Linked DNA regions of Homo sapiens: region 2 is linked to region 1. The links are chromatin loops, found by intact Hi-C in ENCODE. Cell type or tissue: HepG2. All regions are shown on one strand.

The links. Hi-C counts contacts between places; a loop is a spot of excess contacts. Peaks named below come from ENCODE experiments on the same cell type or tissue, not always from the same donor. Only the 100,000 strongest peaks of a DNase experiment are listed, where the experiment ranks them.
Region 2: a loop joins it to region 1, with 12 times the contacts of the local background. A loop is called at or near these places in 3 of 110 quality-filtered maps.

What each region holds. Positions count from the first base shown.
Region 1 is chr5:95,954,379-95,956,878 of GRCh38, reverse strand. All of the region lies in intron 1 of ELL2 (elongation factor for RNA polymerase II 2), which reads left to right. Among named protein-coding and RNA genes, the nearest start is that of ELL2, 6.2 kb to the left of the region's middle. In HepG2, no CTCF peak of the experiment used is centred here; no DNase peak of the experiment used is centred here; H3K4me3 peaks cover 841 bases.
Region 2 is chr5:96,198,636-96,201,135 of GRCh38, reverse strand. All of the region lies in intron 1 of LOC101929710 (a long non-coding RNA gene), which reads right to left. It also overlaps a transcript of CAST not described here. Among named protein-coding and RNA genes, the nearest start is that of MIR583, 120 kb to the right of the region's middle. In HepG2, no CTCF peak of the experiment used is centred here; a DNase peak (open chromatin) is centred at 1,225; H3K4me3 peaks cover 830 bases.

The DNA.
Region 1 (2,500 bases):
TATATATTGCCATTTAATTTTTCATAATTTTAGATGCTATTTACAAAGCATAAGTTCTTATTTAAGCCTCCAAAATTATTGTCCTTCATAGTAGCTCCCTTCAATGTGTTACTTGACCTTTTGTTAAATCACTGAGTCCATAGGTCAGAGGGTAAGTGACTTCCTTGCCTTATCCTTTTTTTCTACCAGGTGAACTTTTTAGCATTTGATTCATTATAGTTTAAGACACAGAAAAGACTCATACTCTGCTTTTTTCTCTTTCTTTTTTTGCCTGCCCATATTTTGTATGTGTTTTCAATAATCTGCCTTATAAATGCAGAAGACTGTTCTTAAGCCACCACTTGAGCATCCAGACCTGCCAGCACAGCACTGCCACCACTGTTGGACATGTTTATTAAGTAAAACAGTGAGGTTTGCTTTAGCAGATTCTATTTGCTCCACTTTTAAAATGTAGCCAAGTTTAATTTAAATAAATTAATCCTACTGACTTTTAACTTAGACCCATTTTCAGTCTGTGCTTGATTTTAAAATGCTTTTTATCAAGTAAAGTCAAGTTTGTGCCCCATCCTTCAGTGTTTGGAAAGTTTATTCAGATGCCCAGTTGCTCAATGCAACGGAGGGTGTTCCTCCCTGAGAAAAGTAGTAGCCAGATTGCCTAAAAAGATAGACAGGGAAGCTTGGCACCAGAATTGGGAAGAGAAAGAAAGAACATATGTGAAGGATTGGAACATGTTCAAGAAAAGAATTTAAAAGGAAAGGGGCGTAGAATTCTTGGAATGACTTACAGAAAAGCTTACCAAGGACAATCACCAGATTCAGCCTTTCCATTTGCTCCATTTGCACTTGTGAAAAATTACAGAAGCTGTGTTCATAAGGCTTATTAGGTAATTGGTGATAAAGCCAGCAGAGAGAGGAAAATGAGAATTTCAGCTGAACTAAGGCTAGGTCACTTTTAACAATTTGTGATGACCCTTTTCTCTGCAACAGAGAAGCTTAGGAGCCCGGCACTAGATCCAGCCCACCATTTGCTAGATTGGGCCAAATGTATTTTAGATTGTTTGAGAAAATGTCCCTAAAATGTGATATTATGGACATTCCTACACTGAAGATGAACTAAGTCTTACAATAAAGAAAACAACATGTATATAACCCAACATCTGACTGTCCTGCATACCTCAGCTCCATACAGAATTTCCTATAACTTATGCACAAATTTACCGCAGTTCTGGAGTAGAATATAATAAATTAATGTCCATGTCTTTAGAGCAAATTAAAGCTGGAAAACACAGCATAACTCGGGTCAGGTTACCAGCGAGGATTGCTATCTCTGTCTTTTTTTATCTCCTTCCTTCTTTCCTTCCTTCCTATTTTTTTCTGTGGCAGTACTATGGCTCTTGAGAGCCAATGTTAAATCTTCAGGAAGAACTGGTTTAAGAGTTGCCACTAATACTTTGCCAGCAAAGACCAAAACTGGCATTTGCATGGTTTAATTCAGGATATAAGAAAAGGGAATTTTATTAATTAAGCTATAAGCTCCTTGAAGATTCATGAATAAAATTATCACCTTGAATTGACCTCTACAGAAAGGGCATTTGGCTGCTGGTTTCATAGTAACTAGATTGTTAAACAAATGGCATGAGTTTCTTTCCTTCACAGGGATCCTATATGTTATTGGTCTAAAATCCTTGGGTCTTAAAGGATTTTAGCAAGATTTTAGCAGACAGAAACTGGATGGGGACCACATCTCCAGCAGAAACAATGGCATAGGTAAGCAAAGAAGAGTGGTAGCTAGGGCAAGCTCCAAGAATTGCCATAAAGACCCTGTTCTGCTTAACATGAAGGGCAAGAGAAAAATGTAGTTGAGTTTAAGAGAGAAAAAGTAGGTCAGAGCAGATTCATTACCTTACTAAGAAGTTTGGATTTTATTCTGTAAACAGAGTAGAAATATAAGGTAATTTGATCTACGTTTTAGGATTATTCTGGCCCTGGTGTGCAGGATGACTATAATGTGAATCTGGAAGGAGATAGACAAGTTAGGAAGAAGTTTGTGGTCCAGGCCAGAGATAACTGGAGTCCACCCTAGGGTGTTGGTGGGAGAGGTAGGAGATGAATAGAGTCTATAGAATTTAACAAGATATTGGCCGGGCGCAGTGGCTCATGCCTGTAATCCCAGCACTTTGGGAGGCCTAGGCGGGCGCATCACGAGGTCAGGAAATCGAGACCATCCTGGCTAACACGGTGAAACCCTGTCTCTACTAAAATACAAAAAAAAAAAAAAAAAAGAAAAAAAAAAAAGAAAAGAAAATTAGCCAGGCGTGGTGGCAGGCGCCTGTAGTCCCAGCTACTCAGGAGGCTGAGGCAGGAGAATGGTGTGAACCCGGGAGGCAGAGCTTGCAGTGAGCCAACATCGCACCACTGCACTCCAGCCTGGGCGACAGAGCAAGACTCTGTCTTAAAAAAAAAAAAAAAAAAAAAGAATAATTTAACAAGATATTTTAAA
Region 2 (2,500 bases), 240 kb before region 1:
ATTCATTTTATTGCAGATAATTCTAAACATCTCTTTGAATAGACTAATTCACCAACATTTATTCCTGACTCAAAAATACTTTGGATATCTGCCTACTTTTCTCTGGAAAGCAGTCCTTTTCAATGCTCTTTTATTATTACATGACTTGAAAAGCCACACGTAGATGTGAATCTGTGTTTAACTCCTTTAAATTCCTATTATTTCTAGCCAAAAAGAACCTTCCTTTATAGTTTTATAGTAGATCAGACTTAAGCTGGGGATAACATACTGTGGCTGCTGGCCAACATTTATTAGGCTAAGGGTGTCTAGTGCTGTGCTAAGCATTTAATATGTCATTTACTTCTCCTAACAACCCCTTTACAGTAAGGAAACTAAGCCACAGAGGAACTAAGCAATTTCCCCATATTATACAGCTAGTAAGTGAGGAAGACATGTTTTGAATGCAGGCAATTAGATTCCAGAGTTGAGCATCCTTGATCAACACAGTATAAGAAGAAGCAGGAGCTTATTTGTGTTCAATTAACAGGTAAGAATTAAAGGATATCCTGTATCTAAAAAGTACCTTAGAGCTCCCATTACACTCATTATCTGTTTATTGAACACATATGATGTTCCAGGTACTGTTCTAGGTTCTGGGAAGGCAAGTAAGGGACACAGTCTCTTTCCGGTTGGCAGATATAGCATCTAGAAACTTACTCTAGTGTTCTAGGGCAACTTTTTCCACTACTCCAAATGGGGGAAAACTGACTAGCCCTTTTTCGGTTTGAATTCTGGATTCTGAGCAATCATCATCTTAAATGAATTTCAAAATAGACATATCTATAGAGAGGAGGACATCTACTGCTTTCTTCCTTCTGGATTCCCCTGGGGCAATATTTGATCTCCTTTGACATCCTATCCTTATAAGGATAATAATAGAGAAAGGAGAAGGTGGAAGATGGGAGTGAAGCACATGGGTGATTTGGGGTACAGGTATCATGCAAACTTCCCATTCACACGGGCAGCTTTGTCCTGTTACTGCAGGGTTACCTCTGAGAAAGCTGGTGTTCAGCGCCGATGCCCCCAGACTAGCTGTTTTATCTACAAATATGTTTTAGAAGGCATTTCCAGTTATAGAGTGGCCTTATTTATTATCATATTCAAGAACAATAGTAACAGTAACTGAACTTTGTACCTTTCTAGACTAAGTTGTACTTTAAAGGGAGGTTAATAAGTAACCAAAGAGAAGGCTACCGGAGAACTAAAGCTGGAATAGTAAACTGTACTAAATGCTCAAACAAGCTGAGAGAGAAAAATATTTTCACCATAAAATTATTGACATATGTTGAAAGGTTGGTCTGCTGTAGGTGGAGTTAGTGACCCCATCCCATCCCTGCTCTGCTAAGATTTCAAGGTAAAATAAGAGTTTTCTAACAACAACAAAATACAGTTATTTCCTCTTTTCTCTGAAAACCAAAACTCTGAATATTCAAAGTCATCCTAATGTTCTCAATTACTTATTTTTAAATTTATTTTCTTATTGTGTAATATGTGGCCTTAAATTTTTTTTTCTGGAACAAAATTCATTATGTATTTTAAATAGAAGCAAACAGACCAAAAAAATAGGTACATCAAGAATTGGGAGAGTCCTCTGTAAAGATTTGGTCTATGTAAACCTACAACTTCCTTTGGGAGAAATCATATTTAAGCTGTGTTCGGTCACTTTCACTTTAGTGTGAAGGAATATTTGAATCTTTCTGAAGAACAGATTTTTACTAGAAGACAGAAAGTAATATTTCTCATCCTTTTTTGAGAAGTAAATGTTTCCAGTCCTTTCCTTTGTTCTTTTTTCTTGTTCTTGGCCCAAGAACAGGACTGCTTTAACTTAAACAATGAACACCAAAGCCTTTCTTTCTCAAAAATAAAATGATGAGATATATCCATCTTCTATCTTGTGAGAGAGAAATCATACTTAAATCTCAAATTTAAAGAGAATCTCTCCTACACACTTTTATTATACTCAAGGGAAAATAATCAAGTTGACCAGCCTATAGTCACATAACCCATGAGAATAATGTCAAAGGGTTTTTATCAAAGAGATTATAGAAAACCAGTCCCTTTGGCTCATGGAGTATGTCTGGTTTTTCTTTAAACCTTCACCTCTTCTGTGTTTAAGTCATAAGACCAGTAAGACATGATGCTCAGAGCTTACTATTTTAAGTCTAGGAATGATATGGAACATGAAAAATGGACATGACAGCACACAATTGTGCTTTGGGGAAACCATGATGTAATATCCTGAAAAACAAATTCAAGTCATAAAAATGTAGTTTACTGACCCCTGGAGAGAACTGTATCCACAGGTCCGGGAATGATGTCTTGTCAAACACCCTCACTCCACGTCTGAGCCCTTTTGCTCCATGTGGTTTTTCCCTCAGGGATCATTATTGGGCTTCATAATGATTAGTTTGTGTATGAAAAAGGAAAGTTCAAGACTATAATTTCATACATACTTAGAAAA